Regions from separate parts of the Homo sapiens genome. Here regions 2, 3, 4, 5 and 6 are each linked to region 1. A link is a contact called in ENCODE Hi-C or POLR2A ChIA-PET data. All regions are on one chromosome and are shown on one strand. Each heading gives the region's core, a stretch centred on a gene start or an enhancer-like site at or near the end of the contact. The rest is flanking DNA. Distances are from core to core; before and after follow the strand shown.

The links. Hi-C counts contacts between places; a loop is a spot of excess contacts on that map. ChIA-PET counts read pairs that join two places held with the same protein, here RNA polymerase II (POLR2A). Pooled maps may share reads with other maps.
Region 2: a map of CD8-positive, alpha-beta T cell shows a loop between it and region 1 (16-fold over the local background). The contact joins the promoter of ZBTB25 here to the promoter of PPM1A in region 1. A Hi-C loop is called at or near these places in 2 of 168 maps with a recorded cell type or tissue (CD8-positive, alpha-beta T cell and naive thymus-derived CD4-positive, alpha-beta T cell), 2 of 37 single-sample maps with no recorded cell type and 9 of 50 pooled maps. POLR2A ChIA-PET finds 5 or more read pairs at or near these places in 2 of 52 experiments (PC-3 and activated B cell).
Region 3: a map of B cell shows a loop between it and region 1 (21-fold over the local background). The contact joins the promoter of PPP2R5E here to the promoter of PPM1A in region 1. A Hi-C loop is called at or near these places in 2 of 168 maps with a recorded cell type or tissue (B cell and naive thymus-derived CD4-positive, alpha-beta T cell) and 8 of 50 pooled maps. POLR2A ChIA-PET finds 5 or more read pairs at or near these places in 1 of 52 experiments (CD4-positive, alpha-beta T cell).
Region 4: a loop to region 1 is called in a map of ascending aorta, with 14 times the contacts of the local background. The contact joins the promoter of WDR89 here to the promoter of PPM1A in region 1. A Hi-C loop is called at or near these places in 2 of 168 maps with a recorded cell type or tissue (ascending aorta and naive thymus-derived CD4-positive, alpha-beta T cell) and 13 of 50 pooled maps. POLR2A ChIA-PET finds 5 or more read pairs at or near these places in 1 of 52 experiments (CD8-positive, alpha-beta memory T cell).
Region 5: a map of naive thymus-derived CD4-positive, alpha-beta T cell shows a loop between it and region 1 (12-fold over the local background). The contact joins the promoter of SGPP1 here to the promoter of PPM1A in region 1. A Hi-C loop is called at or near these places in 1 of 168 maps with a recorded cell type or tissue (naive thymus-derived CD4-positive, alpha-beta T cell) and 8 of 50 pooled maps. POLR2A ChIA-PET finds 5 or more read pairs at or near these places in 1 of 52 experiments (GM12878).
Region 6: a map of B cell shows a loop between it and region 1 (28-fold over the local background). The contact joins the promoter of KTN1 here to the promoter of PPM1A in region 1. A Hi-C loop is called at or near these places in 2 of 168 maps with a recorded cell type or tissue (B cell and naive thymus-derived CD4-positive, alpha-beta T cell) and 7 of 50 pooled maps.

Annotation. Positions count from the first base shown.
Region 1 is chr14:60,247,843-60,250,542 of GRCh38, reverse strand. PPM1A (protein phosphatase, Mg2+/Mn2+ dependent 1A) reads right to left here and starts at 1,322. Exons shown (of 6, transcript NM_021003.5): 1 at 866-1,322. RefSeq lists silencers at 339-1,078, 1,279-1,378 and enhancers at 1,479-1,828, 1,889-1,938, 1,248-1,976, 2,519-2,700.
Region 2 is chr14:64,502,519-64,505,218 of GRCh38, reverse strand. It overlaps ZBTB25 (zinc finger and BTB domain containing 25), which reads left to right and starts at 1,381. Exons shown (of 3, transcript NM_006977.5): 1 at 1,381-1,558. ZBTB1 (zinc finger and BTB domain containing 1) reads right to left here and starts at 449. Exons shown (of 2, transcript NM_001123329.2): 1 at 273-449. RefSeq lists silencers at 140-249, 360-619, 1,220-1,649 and enhancers at 339-1,009, 1,110-1,199, 1,970-2,069, 2,130-2,249.
Region 3 is chr14:63,541,950-63,544,649 of GRCh38, reverse strand. PPP2R5E (protein phosphatase 2 regulatory subunit B'epsilon) reads left to right here and starts at 1,273. Exons shown (of 14, transcript NM_006246.5): 1 at 1,273-1,871. LOC112268140 (loricrin-like) reads right to left here and starts at 1,866. Exons shown (of 1, transcript NR_158218.1): 1 at 1-1,866. RefSeq lists enhancers at 958-1,167, 230-1,221 and silencers at 1,458-1,597, 1,638-1,777.
Region 4 is chr14:63,640,607-63,643,306 of GRCh38, reverse strand. WDR89 (WD repeat domain 89) reads left to right here and starts at 1,436. Exons shown (of 3, transcript NM_080666.4): 1 at 1,436-1,503. It overlaps LOC105370532 (a long non-coding RNA gene), which reads right to left and starts at 1,246. Exons shown (of 3, transcript XR_001750790.3): 1 at 1,110-1,246. RefSeq lists enhancers at 855-1,124, 1,535-1,634, 1,189-1,848.
Region 5 is chr14:63,726,719-63,729,418 of GRCh38, reverse strand. SGPP1 (sphingosine-1-phosphate phosphatase 1) reads left to right here and starts at 1,354. Exons shown (of 3, transcript NM_030791.4): 1 at 1,354-2,158. The coding sequence starts at 1,475. RefSeq lists enhancers at 863-1,052, 2,013-2,062, 1,707-2,208 and silencers at 1,263-1,362, 1,653-1,752.
Region 6 is chr14:55,578,880-55,581,579 of GRCh38, reverse strand. It overlaps KTN1 (kinectin 1), which reads right to left and starts at 1,373. Exons shown (of 44, transcript NM_001079521.2): 1 at 1,226-1,373. KTN1-AS1 (KTN1 antisense RNA 1) reads left to right here and starts at 1,488. Exons shown (of 3, transcript NR_027123.1): 1 at 1,488-1,644. RefSeq lists silencers at 55-349, 529-1,168, 1,229-1,488 and enhancers at 1,929-2,018, 2,029-2,148.

The DNA.
Region 1 (2,700 bases), core at 73-2,572:
AACTGAAGCATGACTTTTGTGGATTTGTACCATGTGGTGTTTCAGGAGAGAAGAAAAATACCTCAGGTGATGAAATTTTCAAAACGTATCTAAAACTGCAGTTGGTAGAAGGCTCTCCACAGCCAGCTGTCTTTCAAGAAAAGGCTCCAAGTTTATTTAAAATCTACAAGCAGAACAGAACCATACCTCAACCAAGCTCTAACATCAAGAAGTTTTACCCGATTTACGTAGTTAAAAGGATAAGAAATCGGAATTTACTTCAATGGATTTGTTCGATGCCTTAATAATGAATGAACTAGAGGCATCACTCACTGACTTGAGTTCTGAAGGAGTCTCTCAGCCCTGCCCCCTGTAAAACCTTAAGCAATTTCTACAGAATTAGGTTTTTCGAGGCTAAGCCCGGTTCAAAGGAAGTCTCCCCGCCTCCCTCCCAGGGGCTGAAGCCCAGGACAGCCGGGGCGGCGCGCCCGAGCGGGTGGGGGCGCGGGGACGCCCCCTCCCCGCTCGGGAAAAGTTCTGCAGGCCGCTCTCCGGCCAGGCCGGCCTGCGGCCGTCGCCTGCTTCGCCGCCACAAACACCCATCTCGGCCGCGGACGGCCAGAGGGTCGCGCCCCCTCCCCGCGCCACCGCAACTAACACCCCGCCCCCGCCTCCCCGCCACCGCCCTCGCCGAGCGTTAACCCCTCGCCGTCCGCCGCCCGGCTCGGGGGAGGAGGCCGGCCAGGGGGTGGAGTTGTCGCGTCTCCTCCCGGGAGCGCCCGGGCAGACGCCCGGCTTGTTTACAGGCCCCAGGCCTGCCCGCCGCCGCCGCCGCGCAGGCCCGCACCGCCCGCCAGCCCGCCGTCGGCCCGAGCGCCGCACTTACCCGGAGCAGCCGCAGGCGGGCAGGTCCCTGGTCGGCCGAGGCGGCGGCGGCGGCAGCCGGGGAGGGGGTCACCGCGGCGGCGACGGCGGCAGCCGGGGGAGGGGTCACCGCTGCAGCGGCGGGCCAGGTCAGGCTGGGGAAGGGGCGGAGGAGGGGAGGAGCCGGGCTGCGTCCGGGCCCCCGGCTGTCGGCGCCCTCGCGGCTCAGATCATCCGGGCGTTGGAGAGGGAGGCAGAGAGCGGGTCCCGGAGAAGGAGGAGGAAGAGCCGAGGACTCATCGCTTTCGCGCCTCAGCTGTCTAGAGTCCCCCCACCCCCCCCTCCCCAACCACCCGTTCCGGAGCAACAGCCGCCTGAGGACCCGAAGCTGCGGGCCGGACGAGCGCCGAGACCACTGCTCTCTAGCTCCCGCGCGCGCTCCCGTCCCTAGCGCCGCCACCGCCGCCGCCGCCGCCTCTAGCGCGGCCCCGCGCAGGCGCGCTCACGACCGCGTCGCCCCTCCCCCACCCCTCCGCTCGCCCCGCCCCGCTGGCTCCGCCGCCGCTACAGCTGCGGCGCGGCGCGCAGCTACAGAGACCCGGATGTCGTTGGGCAGGAACTGCGGTGAGGGCTGGCGGGCGGGGGAGGGGCCGCCACAGATGACGTCACTGCCTTACCCAGCTTCTTTCTCTGCCGCTGCTGCTGCCGCCGCCTTTGCCTTACGGCCTGGAGCACCAGGCCGAAGCCGAAGGGAGCGTCCGGATCCCGGATAGCAGCCAGGACCCGGGCCTTCACGTTCCGGCGCCAGGGACTGGACAGAATGTGCGGCTATTAGGTGCCCAGTAGATCGACAGCCCCTCCGTGCCGGCCCTTGGCCAAGTAGGGACTCGGAAGCTACCCCTACGGCGTCCGCGCCCGGAGCCCTGGCTCTTCTACCTGCCTGCAGATACAAACCCCACTCCCTGCGAAGATGGTGTACACGCAGCCCCGAGCACAGACCCGAAGCTGTCCACCCTTCTTGGGCGCCGTCGCGGTCTGGCCGCTGCCCTTCGAACCCATGGTGGGTCCCAGGCAGCTGCCAGACCCCCCTACCCCAGAGTCCCACTCCTCCAGAGCCTTCCTCTCCCAGTGACCCCAGGAAGCCCAAGCAGGTGCCACGGCCACACACCTCGCGACCCAAAGGGCAGAGACACAAGCACGCTACCACCGCCCACCAATGTGCGAGTGCAACTGATTCACGCACGGGGCACATGCTCTGAGTTTCTGGCAGGTTTTCCCTCTATAGTTCAGGGGATTCCACATTGTATTTATTTGCACATGTTAGATAATCACGTGGTTCTGTCCCAGGGGACCTCCAACGACCTCCAATGAGGTAGGTTAAGGGAACAGGATTTTTCAAAATCAGGAGAATAATCAGAAACATAACAGCTGCTTCTATTAAGAGGTAGAGATGAGCTAAAGTTAATAGAAACTGCACGTGCCAGCGGCCAAAATCCAGTTTAGCTAGCTGGAAAACCCGACCCACGCTGCTTGCAGACGCCGGGGATAGAATGACAAACCCTAGGCAGCCAATGAATCGCAGCCTAGGAGCAGTACATCACCAGCACGGGTTCCCATTGGCTGGGGTGCCCTTCCCTCTCTTGTCAGCGGCTTAACCAGTTCACGAATTTGACCTACACCACATTCGCAGGAAAAGAAGTTAGAAGAAAAGTCCGTATTTTTAAAAGATGTTCTGATGCACACACAAACCAAAGACTTCATTGTAGAAGGCAGGTTCTTTTACTGGCCAAATTGAGTTCTGGCCAGTAAAAAAGGTAAATTTATGTTGAAGGCCTCTCTATTTTACTTGAGGAGCTC
Region 2 (2,700 bases), core at 132-2,631, 4.3 Mb before region 1:
AAAGAAAAGAAGGTAACTAATTTGGGAACTAGTCTCCGTAGGGGCTTCGCCTCCGACTCAGGGAGGCCGCACGCCCGGGACCTGACGCGCCGGCAACAAGCAGGCGGCCTGGCAGCCGCCCGTCACCGGGTCCTCGCAGCGCGTCCGCCGCGCTCCGGCTCCCCGCACGGATCGGCGCCCCTCCGGCCCCGCACTCCGCCAGGCCCGCGGCCCGTCGCCCTCCGGCCTGGGCCAAAGTTGCGCAAATAGCCCCACAACTGGCAAATACTTACCGGCCGCAACAGGAACCAGAGCTGCGGAGATTTTAGGGAGTTTAAGGCAAATCAGCCGCGGGAAAGGCGGGCGAAGGCGAAGGGGCCGCGAGCTGCAGTGGCGGCGGCGCGCGGCGCTCGGCGCTCGGGCTGGGCTGCGCGGAGAGGCTCTGGCTCTGCCAGGGACTGTGCTGCAACAAAGGACTTCCGCTGCCGCACAGCCGCGCCTGCCGCACCGCACTGAGCCGGCCCCGCTTACGCGGCGACTCCGGGTCTGCCCACCAGTTCGCTGCGGCGTCCGCCAGCCTTCCCCTCCCTCTCGCCCGCCCACCCACTCTGCCGCTGGCTGCTAGGGGCACCCGCGGTCGCCTGTTTGTTGCAACAAGTTTCTGCGTCGAGCTCCGAGGAGGCTGGCGCAACCCGCACCGCGGGGGCCGTCGCGGCGGCGGCGGCTTGACCACCCCTCTTGCCCCTCTCAAGGGTAGGCTTGGGACCTCCTCCTCCTCCTGTTTGCACAGCTGGATGGAACTGGGCTCCTCCCGACTCCCCAGGGCAGGATGCGAGGCTGCTTTCCCACTCCGTCCAGATGTCAGACCCCTGCCCGTTGGGCCCAGCAGCTGGGCCGTCACTCGCGGTCCGCCTCGAGTGCTCCGGCAACCTCGCCCTGCCCCGTCGGTTCAGGGTCGCCCAGTCCCCGCGCCCCCCCGACCCCACCTTCCGTGGGCCTGCTGCCTCTGGCCCTGAGTCACTTCCCCCGCCATGCCCCACCTCGCCCAGTCCGCCTCTCCACCCAGGCTCCCGCGGCTCGGCCTCCCTGGCCCCGCGCCCTCATCCCTTCCCCAGCGAACACGCGGGCGCATCCTTCCCCACCCCCACCTTCACCCCAGAACTGAGGGGGTGCCTGTGCTTTTGCACACCCTGGGGAAAGTCCCCGGGTCACGCGGTTGTTTGTGGGGAGCCTGTGACGCTCAGGCTTGTCCCTATGCTTCCGCCTACAGAGTCACAACTGCGAACTGTGGCGGCGGCACTCAGAGCGCGGGCCGACCCCCGCCCGGCCACTGAGGCGGGCGGGCGGGAGGGCGCGCACGTACGCACGCACGCACGCACGCACACCCCGGCCCTGGCGCCCCTCTTTCCCCTGCTACCAGACACGCGGTCACGTGGGGCCATCGCGGGCTGCCGGCGCGGGAAGCCGCGCGAGAGGCGGCCGAGGGGTGCGTGAGCCGGCGCCACTGCTTGCAGTGCGCGGCTTGGGAGCCCGCCCCTCCTGCACGGAGGAGTCGGCCTGCCGCCGCGGCGGCATCTGGGTAAGCGACGCGGTCCTGCCCCTGTGGGCTGCCCCGGGCTCAGTCCCTCCTGCCGCGAGCCACCCAGGGCGGCGGCCTGCAGCTGCACCAGTCGCGGGACAGATGCAAGTAGCTGGGGAGAGGGGTGTTTTTGGTCCGATTGAGATGTCAGGCAGGGCACAGGAGGAAAATACATCCGCGAGTGAGCGCTGGGCCGACAATACCCAGAACCACCCTTTGCTGCTCGTAGGAGCGGCTGCCGGGGCCTGATTCAGGGTGGCACACGGGGTGCCGCGAAGGTGCAGAGCCGTCCCGGCCGCGGGTCCGGGTGCGACCCCCAGCAGGAAACCCCAGTAGGCCTGCGGCCTCCCTCGGGTAGCGCCGACCCCTCTTACGAGCGGGCGACTTTCCAGATGCTGGGAGGACGCTGCGGCTACTGTTTCCACTCCCAGCTTGTGATTACCTCGTTTCTAGGGCAAGAAGACATCCCCCCCTTTTCTATCTTCAAATTATGTTTATCTTGTTCTAAGCATATCCGGTTTTTCTTTTTGAAGCTTGACCCATCTTATCACCGTCTTCTCTGGCACTCAGTATTTGGAGTAATCAGTTGTTACCAGTTGCGGAGGCAGCGCATAGCACAACGTAGTACCTGGAACCTGACGGCACCTAGCATGTTTCAACAGTTAGCGCCCGCATCACCCCAAGGGATTAAATTTGGCATTCTTTCTCTTGAGACTCAAGTCCTGGCAGAGCTGTTGATCCTCTCACAAGATTCTGTCATGTATGTAAAGTACACTTTGGAATCTTAAATTTTAGAGCCGAGAGGTGCCTTATAGAAAATCTGTTTCATCCCTCTCGTTTTACAGAGAAGACACCAGGCCTGAAGAGCGTGATGTAGCTGGAGCTAGCTACACCTCTTGATAGCTAAGACTCCAAGGCTCCAGACACCTTGGTGATTGCACTCTCCACCATGCCAGGACCGCAGTGCCAGTTTACCCCACTCACCTGTAGAGAATGTATCCGGCGGAGGTCATTATATATACTTGGCTTGATTCAGGTTATGGAGAAGTCAGGCATGGCCACTGTGTGGGTTTGATGGTATTTCTAGGTGAGGTAGGCCGCCTATGGTGTATTTTTGGAACTAAAAGCCTACACCCCCCAGC
Region 3 (2,700 bases), core at 24-2,523, 3.3 Mb before region 1:
TGTACATATGGTACATATAGTTTTATTTATATATAGCTCTATTCCCTAACCGTATCGAAAAGATGATATAATGCTGAGGGAAAAAACTAGGCTACAGATCGACACACATTATTAACATAAAGAGAAAAAATACTAAAAGGAAGTATGCAAATACTGTAAGTGGTTATCTCTGAGTTGAGAAAATAAGAATGTTAATTTTTTTGTCCCCCCCCCCAATTTCTAAGTTTTGAACAACTGGTACTCTGACGTTTGTAGTTAGCATTAATAATTTCTTTCTTCCTTTTTTCCTCTCAAAAAATGTACGTAGGGTGCATTCAAATACATTAATCCAAGAATATTATCTGGAAATGTACCATTTGGCCGTCTGCATTCACCAAGCATGCAAACACATCTCCAAATATCTCATCACTTGTTCTAGATAGATTTAAGTAGTCTTCTCCATTAACTCTTTCGGGTCCAACTTGCCAATTAAAATCTCGAAACTCCTAGTTTGGAGCTGGGTCTTTCCGAGCTCTGAGCAGTCGGCTGACTGGCGGGTTATTCTGAATGAATAGACTGCAAACTGTGGCGACAGCGTTCCCACCTGCATTAATTAAACGAGCGCTGGCTTCAACGCTACAGGGGTCTGATATTCAAAACAGACGTTTAAGGAAAAGGAGATGAGGTGAGAGAAAATTCGAAGAAGGTTCAGCGGAGAGCGACTGCTGGGGGTTTCAAGGGGCCCATTTACACAAGCAGTGGCACACCGGCACGGGCGGGGGATCTTATTCCTGCCTACGCATCACAGGGTCCCGTCCAGAGTGGGACTCCCCAAACCCTGAGGGGCCACACTAGCTGCAGGGCGGGATCAAGTCTCCGGGGCTCCCCGACCCTTAGACGACCCGAGCCCTTGGAATCCTCCGGTCCAAGACGACCGCCGCCCAAAGGCTCCGCACAGCACGGAAAGCCAGCCCGCTGATCCGCTAGTCGCACACCTCCCGGAATTAAAGAGCTCCTCTCAGGCCCAGCGGCTTCTCACTTCAGCTTGCCCCACTGCCGGGCGGAAGCGGCGGCTGCACCGCCCGAGATCGCGGCTGCATCCGGGTTCCTCAAGCTTCGGCCCAATCCTCGACCTTCTCTCTTCCCACCCTCCCGTTTCTCCGCCCTCCTGCCGCCAATCCCTGATCAGGTCTCAGCCGAACATGCTGTCAGGGGAGTGAAGGCGGATACTGGCCAATGAGGCCTCGCTTCCCGTTTGAAGTCTCCAGTGGGCGGGCGCCGGAGGCGGGCGCTGCTGGCCAGAAGGTTCGGTTGCGCGTGTGCCATGGACTCAGCCGCCCGGTGATATTGACAATAGGAGAGAGAAAGGGGCATTGACTGGGACCCACCGCGGGTAGCGAAAGGTGGCTCTGGCAGCGGCGGCTCCAGCTCCTGCGGCTCCTCCTCCTTATTCTGTCCCCTTCTCTTGCTGCCGCTGCAGATCCAGTCTTCCTCCCTCCCTTCCCCCCCTCCCCACGTCGTCGCCGCCGCCGCCGGGTCCGGGGCAACGAGCTGAGGCGCCGCCCGCCAGGAATGTGAGCGAGGAGCCACCGGCGGAGCCGCAACGGGGTCGGTGCCGATTTGATGGGACGGGCCCGCGGGGGAGGATCGTGAGGCCGCCGCCGCCACCGGAACGCTGAGGTTCGGGTCCGGCCGTGAGGCCTAGAGGCTCCGCCGCCGCGGAACCGGAGGGACCCCGTACCGGACAGCCGTCGCCCCAGGCTCCCCGCAGCTGCCCGGACCTCCCCCTGCACGTCCCGGTCCCGCCGCCCGCCCCCGCTGCGGCCACCTCGCCCGTCTCCCGCCCCTCCAAGCCACAGATCATCTTTGGATTCTTCCCCAGAAGCTTCAAGGTAACTTAGTCCCTCCAGCACCGCGGCTCGCCCGCTTCCCTTCTTCCTCCCGGTCCTCCTGGGGAACCTATGGGGCACCGGCCTTGGGAAGGCCTGGCCGGGCAGGCGAGGGGTGCGGTGGGGTGGGGTGCGGGAGCGGGAGCGCCCGTCCCACTTGTCTGATTTACCTACAAATGCTTCTGATGATACCTCTCATTCACTCTGCCCCCTCCCCCCTTTTTCTCCACCTTCTGGGATTGGAGGCGTTTTCTTGCCCCCCTTTATCCACTGGCGGGGGCGGGGAATAAAGAGGGGTTTGGTGTGAGGAGGATTCTCTAGCAGCTTATCGTCTCCAGGGCTTGGGGTGTGGGTTAGGAGCAAAGGGAGTATGTAAGCATCCCCACAGACAAACCCCTTCCCTGTCTTTCCCTACTTCCCCTTACCCCCTTTGGATTATCCTGAGCCATGGAAATGCCCCATGCCTGCTGATTAGAGGATGATAAAGCTTCGGGAGCCCTGGCCCAGGGCGAAACCTGTTTCCCTGGGCTTTGCACGGACCCGCTGTTACCTTACGTTCAGTTTTGCAGTGCTTCAGGGTTGCGATCCTTGACGTTTATTCTGGGCCTCGGGCATAAGGGGTAAATGATTTTTTTAAAAGCTACCTATATATCGTCTGTAGAGATGAGAGATAAGGAATAAAGAAGAGACGAAAAGAGTGATGGAGGAAGAGGATTTACTGAAATGTTGTAGTGTTAGAGTTAGAGTGAAGTCTAAATAATTCACATACCCGAATGGAAAATCGGCCCCTAAATTTACAACGTACAAATAAGATGTGGAGCTTTTGGCTGAT
Region 4 (2,700 bases), core at 187-2,686, 3.4 Mb before region 1:
AATTTTAATCTAGAAGTGTAGAAGTATTACATACATCCGAAATCATGTTTTTTTCTTCTACAGTCGAAAGTTTGTATTACATGTAAAATAGGAAAAAAATATTAAAATTTTTCGAAAGCGAAAAGTCTACTCAGCAAGTTTTTGGTATTTATTAATGGTTTTACTTTTGCTAGACACAAAAATGAAATACCGCTAAATTAGCTCACAGAAGAGTTCAGGATTCTATAGACTCAGGAAAAGCCTGTCCTAAAACTGTTTTAATAAAGGCTGAAAATAGACACTATAATACAGTCTTTAATAATATACAATGTGTATTCCTCCTGATGGTGGTCTTGCTTGACATTTTAAGCATAGCCCTATTTTCCTGTGAAGATAGCAGCCAGTTCTGCTTCATGTCATAACAACACTTGATTCATGTAAGCAGCTGCTACCTATGCCATCACAGTACACATAATTGCTAAATGTAGGGTTCAAATAATCGTAAATGGACACTAATATGAAAATCAGACTGTTTTGTTGTAACAGCAAAAGTTTTAGAAACAAATAATTTTAGTATCTACTTAGTACAGTAAGCATGAACATATAGTATACAGCTAGGCACAGCAGTAAATTGTTGGAAACACTAACATTTATTGTTTACGAACATACATGCAGTGTTTACACATTTCTTAAATGTTGTCTTTAATGCTGCTGATAAACGAAAGGATAAAAAGTCCAACAAACCACAATAAATGTCAATGGGTGTTATTAACAACATGAAAGAACTCAGTAGCAACAACCACATTTAAAGCTACAGGACTCGAAAGTTCCGGACTACAAATCCCAGAGTTCCCTAGAGCCCAGGCGGAGCTACCTTCAAACTGATCGCTTTTTCACCCAATGACAGCCAGAGAATCCCTAAACCACATTCAGCCCGGCCTGAAGGGCTGGTTTCTTCGCGTGAAAACAATAAGGTATTACGTAGACTTTCTGAACACGAGTGGTAGTTTCAGGGCCTGAGTCTAACTACTAAATTATTTCTCCCCGCATTAGTCTCCTAGTCATCTTAATAACTCTCTACCCAACTCTGGCTCGGTGGAAACTCGGAACGTCTAAATGCTGAAACTCACGTAAATCAGTACCAGCGGATGCATCCAGTCAGCCACGAGGAAGGCGGAATCCGCCTTATTCTTGCCCTTTATTGGCCACGCATCCCACCAATGGGGCCATTAAACTTCCGCTAACGCAGCGTACGGCGTGGTGGTGTGAGCGTTGTACGTACGCTGGGTCTACGAAGGGGCAGGCGTTCTGCTTTCGTCCAATCGGAAGCTAGCAAGAATTCCCCGGGCCGCTATGCCCCACTTCTTTCGCGTCGCGTTACGGGCCGCCTCTCTGCAGCCGACCAATCCTCTTGATTTTCTTGTGCGCATTACCCAATCAGAGAGGTCGAGGCGGGGTTCCACTTGACCGCTCTAAGCCGCCGCGCAGCCTGCGTTTTCTCCGGTACAGGTTGAGGCTACTAAGGTACATTTTGCTGGGCCAGGCTGGGCGGGTCCCCGGGATGGGCAGCCCTCTCGACGAGCGGCGACGCCGTGGTTGAGTCTAGAAAGCTAGAGTTGCTGGACAGCTATCGCGGGAGCGCGGAGGGAAGTGGGAGGTCTGGACGGAGTGTGCACGTGTTGGCAGTCTCGCTCCGCCGTCGGAGCCACCAGGTCAAACCTGTGCTGGCCCTGGCCAAAGAAACTTCTGCGGGTCAGGCTGCTGTTGCCGGTGCAGTTCCCAGTACTTCCTCTGGGGCGTTTTTCAATAAAAGCCAAACGCCCTTGCTCATTTTCAGGGAAAGACCTGTTTCCTCCTGCTCTTTCCTCTCCACGGATACTCTCCCCACCACTAAAAGGGTTTAGTATAATCCTTTTGTAGGCCAGAAAGCAGATTTTCACTTGGGAAGAGACGACCCGTAGTATGGGATGTGGTATGATACCAGCAACTGGTCTATTATATCATTTAAACCACATGGCTATCTAAAGAGGTAGGTACTGTGAGTGTTCTCATTTTCACGCGAAGCAGTGTTAGACATTACTCATTCTTGTGTTTTCTTTAGCTTGTCTCTGACAAATTGTGGCATTCAGCTTCCATGGATGTAAAATTAAAAGATGGTATAATTTGTAAAATGTTGCTCCTGTTTTCTTTTTTGTTTTTCTTTTTCTTTTTCTTTTTTTTTTTTTTTTTTGAGATGGAGTCTCAGGCTGTCGCGCAGGCTGGAGTGCAGTGGGGCGATCTCGGCTTACTGCAACCTCCGCCCCCCGGGTTCAAGCGATTCTCCAGCCTCAGCCTCCCGAGTAGCCGGGATTATAGGCGCCTGGCACCACGCCCGGCTAATTTTTGTATTTTTAGTAGAGACGGGATTTCACCATACTGGTCAGGCCGGTCTCGAACTCCTGACTTCAGGTGATCCACTCGCCTCTGCCTCCCAAAGTGCTGGGATTACAGGCGTGAGCCACCGTGCCCGGCCGTTTTCTTTATTAATTTGAAATTATTTAAAGTCAATAAAAGCCTGGGCGCGGTGGCTCACGCCAGTAATCCCAGCACTTTGGGAGGCCGAGGCGGGCGGATCACGAGGTCAGGAGTTCGAGACCAGCCTGGTCAACATGGTGAAACCCCCGTCTCTACTACGAATGCAAAAATGTGGCGGGCGCCTGTAGTCCCAGCTACTCGGGAGGC
Region 5 (2,700 bases), core at 105-2,604, 3.5 Mb before region 1:
TGGAGACGGGGTTTCTCCATGTGGGTCAGGCCGGTCTTGAACTCCCGACCTCAGGTGATCCGCCCGCCTTGGCCTCCCAAAGTGTTGGGGTTACAGGCGTGAGCCACTGTGCCCAGCCCTGCCCGGCTAATTTTGTTCATTTTTTGTAGAGGTGGGATCTCCCTATGTTGCCCAGGCTGTTGTCAAACTCCTGGACTCAAGCCATCCTCCCTCCTCGACCTCCCAAAGTGCTGAGATTATAGGCATGAACTACCACGCCTGAAGGAAAGTATTTCTACTGTTTTAAGGGCATGGGACAATTTCAAGCCTGTTTCTTGGAAGTAGTTCACATTCTTTAATTACAGACATTCACCTGATCATGGCGGGTGTGGTGGCTCACGCCTGTAAACACAGCACTTTGAGAGGCCAAGGCAGGAGAATCACTTCAGCCCAGGAGTTGGAGACCAGCCTGGGCAATATAGCGAGACCCTGTCTCATCTCTCTCTCTCTAGGTATATATAAAAGACATTCACCTGACCTGAGGAGTTCAGAGACCTTATAAACTGCTCTAGCTAGAAGTCAAGTTGGTAACTTGTGAGACACGGAAGTTAAGCGTCTAAATTAACGTTACCAAACTCAAAAATCTATACACTGCATTCATTCTCTACATTTATTCTGTGCAAGCCCTCTAGGTATTAGAATCTAGGAAAAGGAAATTTTACACTTAAGAACACCTGTGCTCCCTTAACATATACCAAAATATTTGATAAATGACACAGTATTTTGAATTTGTAGGTGGCTGGCTTTTCTTTTGCAGACCACACCTGTTAATATCACCTGGCCCTGTCTTGGGATCTACATGTAGTCTTGTCACCACTGGTCAATTGGCACATGGTTTTCCGAACATCAGTCGCCTGGGACAGCTCTGTAATTACTTGTTAATTACTTGAGTCGAATGATTCCGAACTCATGGTAGTTGCTTCGCCTTCATTGATCATTCACCATTTGGTTCTGTGCCAGCAGGATGCCCGGCTGCTTGGTCACAGGCATTGCGCAAGCTGGCACCGGGATCGTGGCCTCTTTAAGTCAACTTCTGGCTGAGGGAATCCGGCGACACTAGCCCGCGGAGAAGAAGGGCTGAAGGTGGAGCAGGGGGACACGCCGCGTCCCACCAGACGTACGCCGCGACGCCTGCTGGTGGATATTACCCGGGACCTCAAAGCGGCCGCCCGCCGATCCTCAGCGCCAAGCCACGGCCGGATGCGCTCAGGGCGGACCCGCGCGGCCCGGCCCCTCAGGGAGCCCGGGTGGGGGCGGGGCTGGGCGGGGCGGGGCGCGGCGCGCGCGGGGCGGGGGCGCGCGGCCTGTGGCGCCGTCACCCGGCAGACTCCGGAGGGTAGAGCGCTGTGCCGGTTCCGCTGCCGCTGGCCAGGAGCGCGGGGACAGTTCGGGGCTGCGCCGGAGGCCGGCCCGCCTTCCCGGGGGTTCCGTTATCATGTCGCTGAGGCAGCGCCTGGCCCAGCTGGTTGGCCGTCTGCAGGACCCGCAGAAAGTGGCCCGTTTCCAGCGGCTGTGCGGGGTGGAAGCGCCGCCGCGCCGCTCAGCAGACCGGAGGGAGGATGAGAAAGCGGAGGCGCCTCTCGCCGGAGACCCTCGACTGCGAGGGCGGCAGCCAGGGGCGCCTGGAGGCCCCCAGCCTCCCGGGAGCGACCGCAATCAGTGCCCGGCCAAGCCGGACGGCGGCGGCGCCCCCAACGGCGTGCGGAACGGGCTGGCGGCCGAGCTGGGCCCGGCCTCGCCGCGGCGCGCGGGCGCTCTGCGCCGCAACTCGCTGACGGGCGAGGAGGGCCAGCTGGCCCGCGTGAGCAACTGGCCGCTCTACTGCCTGTTCTGCTTCGGCACGGAGCTGGGCAACGAACTCTTCTACATCCTGTTCTTCCCCTTCTGGATCTGGAACCTGGACCCTCTGGTGGGCCGGAGGCTCGTGGTCATCTGGGTGCTGGTCATGTACCTGGGCCAGTGCACCAAGGACATCATCCGCTGGCCGAGGCCCGCCTCGCCGCCCGTGGTCAAGTTGGAGGTCTTCTACAACTCTGAGTACAGCATGCCCTCCACCCATGCCATGTCCGGCACCGCCATCCCCATTTCTATGGTCCTCCTCACCTATGGCCGCTGGCAGGTAGGGTTCCTTCTCGTCCTGTTCAGCCTGGGGGAGTTCAAAGAACTCGGAGTTCTCTTTGCTCTCTGCATTTATTTTAATTCGACCGTTCCCCTCCAAAGCCTCTCTTTCCACAGGTTTTCACAATACTCGCAAACAGGCCCTTTCTGGGTTTTGAAAAATTAAGTGATTGGGGGAAACTGGATACTTAGCCGTTGAATTCTATTTTAATATTAAATTCCAATTTAATGCCTTAGAACCCAAAGGACACACTTTTCCTAGAGTAATACATTGTCATTGGGCTTTGGTTGAGTTTTTTAAACGGCTTTAATTCTTGTAATGCACAGTGGAAGTGAATTTTTTAAATAATCGCTATGTAAACTAAGACCCAGTTTCACCGTAATATATGGTGCCTTCTTCCCTAAAACTGTTTCAGAAAGAGGTAAAGTCATTAGCTTTACCGTGAGACAGTGTTTACAAAACGTTAGTGTAATTCCAAAACAAACATGCTAGTTCCAAGCAATGAAGTAATCGATTTTCATCGAAGTTCCCTTTATGGAAGT
Region 6 (2,700 bases), core at 124-2,623, 4.7 Mb after region 1:
GAGTGTCTACATTTCTCAAGGCTTTCCACAAAGTCATCACACACACACACACCTTAACAGTTAACTTCAACCGTAGCTCTTTACTCAAGGCTTTCCACAAAGTCATCACACACACACACTCACACACACACACACACCTTAACAGTTAACTTCAACCGTAGCTCTTTAAGCACTACTAACTTAAATAGCGGCTAAGGAATCCGTTTGCCAACACAGTTCTGAATTTAGATTCCTCCTTCCTCCCACAGGAAAGAAGGGCCAACACTGAACAGCTTACTTTCAACCTAACCTAGTCAAGGTGCAACTGGGGCCGGCTGGGACGCCGCTGCCCGCGTCCGGGGCTGCCCACATCTAGTGCACCCAGCGCCTTCACCGCCAGCATGCGGGGCTGCACATCCCACACCAGACGTATGGCTGAGAGCCAGACGACTTCTCTAGACTTCCCGCGTAGTTTTCCGGCGAGGTCCCCAAGGCCAAAAATCTCACTTTTGGAAACTGAAGGGGTCAGGCCGAATCGCTAGGACACACCCCTCGGGGACAGGAAGGGATAACTTCGCCGGTGTCGAGAGTGGTCCATGGATTTTTCCAAAGTCCCCCCTCATGCTGCTTTCCGTGCCCAACCGCCTCCCGCCCTGACCTGGGGACTCGCAAAGGGCAGCGGGAGGGGCGCCGGGGAAGGGGGCGAGCGCCCAGACCGCCGGAGGCAGCGGCGAGGACTGGAACTCCAGCATGGCGTAAGTGTGGCCCAGCTCCGGCCCGGGGACGCCGCCGGAGACGCGCTGCCTCCGTCCACCGGCCGAGGAGGCGGTAATCCGCCTTCCCTCCCGGGGGCCCTCAGGCTTGGCTAAAAATAGGTGCCTCGGTCACCCCAGGGCCCGCTCGGGTCGACCTCGCCTTCGGGAGAGTCGTCCTTGGGGAGGGTGGGGGGTGTCCCTCGGCCGCGCCCCGGGTGCCGCGACAGAGCCGGGGTCGGGCCCAGAGCGGCCCCGCGAGGCCGAGGAGGTCCCTCCGAGCCCGCCCCCTGCGGCGTCCCGGCCCCAACAAGAGCCCCGCGGCGGCAACCGGATGCCCGAGGCCTACCCAGCGGGCGGCGTCCGGGCCCCGCGGCCGCGCCCCCCCGCCCGGCGCGGCCCTCCCGCCTGCCCCAGGACCCCGCGGCCGGCGCCGCCTCCCCCCGCGCTCCCCGCCGCCGGCGCCCGTCCCGGTGCGGCCTGCTCTCCCTCACCCTGTGCGGCCGGGAAAGGAGACCGGGAAGACGCGGCGGCGCCGGCACTACAGCCCGGGCCGCCCGCTCCGAGGCGCCGCCGCCGCCGCCGCCGCCGCCGCAGTCGCTCAGGTGCCGTCGCGCCGCTCGGCAGGAAACGGGCGGCTTCGGGGCGGGGCGGGGCGGACCCGGCACGTCCTGGCGTCTGGGCCGGCGGCGCCGGGAGACCGGCCCCTTAAAGGGACAGCCGCCGGCCCGCCTCTGCCTCCGCGCGCCTGCCCACGCGCTCCGGTACTCGCTGCTCGCGGCTGGCCGGCTCGGGATTCCGGGCTTTCTTCCCGAGACCGCGTCCCCCAGCTGGGCCGAAGGTGGACGCTCAGGGGCTGGAGGCTCAGCGGAATCCCCTGCGTTCAGTAGCCCCGCTCTCCCCTGTCCCGAAGGTTGGTCTCGTCTCGCGCGGCCCTCCCTCCAGGGCACCACCTGGCTCCCCACGCCTTTTAACTTCAGCAAACGGCACTAGATTTACCCCCTGACTATCCCAGATTTCCCCCAGAAATTACTGGAAAACGACATCCCCCGTCCCTTTCTCCAGGGGATCTCTCTGAAATCTCCTTCGGGCAACGCTAGCTACAAACGGAGAAAGAAATTAGAAAGCGACCCAAATAATGGTCGGGCGCGGTGGTTCACGCCTGTAACCCCAGTACTTTGGGAGGCCAAGGCAGGCGGATCACCTGAGGTCAGGAGTTCGAGACCAGCCTGGCCAACATATAGTAAAACCCGTCTCTGCCAAAAAAAGTACAAAAAATTAGCTGGGCATAGTGGCGCACGCCTGTAGCCCCAGCTACTTGGGAAGCTGAGACAGGAGAATCGCAGGAATCTAGGAGGCGGAGGTTGCAGTGAGCCGAGATCTCGCCACTGCACTCCAGCCTGGGCGAGAGAGTAAGACTCTCCGTTTCTCTCAAAAAAAAAAAAAAAAAAAGGAAAGAAAAGAAAGCGACCCAAATGAGTTGTGTGCAAACATTATGAAAGTGTTGTGACTGCCAGCTGGTAGCCATTTATGAAGCCGGGGTAAAAATCTAGAAACTGCTGCGCGAGGAGGGATGGGCCCGGATCTCTCCTTATTCGTTTGCTCTTTGCTGAAAGGATGGCAGCGATCCTCCCCGTCCACTGGCAAGTGAGTTTCGTGTGGATTGTTTACCGATGATCAATCTCTCACAGGAGGCCAGGCACTGCCCCACTACATGTACAAAACACTCCAAGCTGTCCGCAAATGTTATGAAGGCTTAAAATAATCCTAACGATTCCAGACTGTGGATAGAGATAGAAAAAATTAGGACTCACCACCACCACCTCGCCCTACATCTGACAAAGTGGGAACAGAAGCAGTTAAGGAATGAACAGCAGAACCGTTTCTACACCAACAGAATTTCCTGTACATGGGCTGGTTAAAAGTATCCATACTTTTTATTCTAATCATTTCTAAGTTTTCTAGAGCA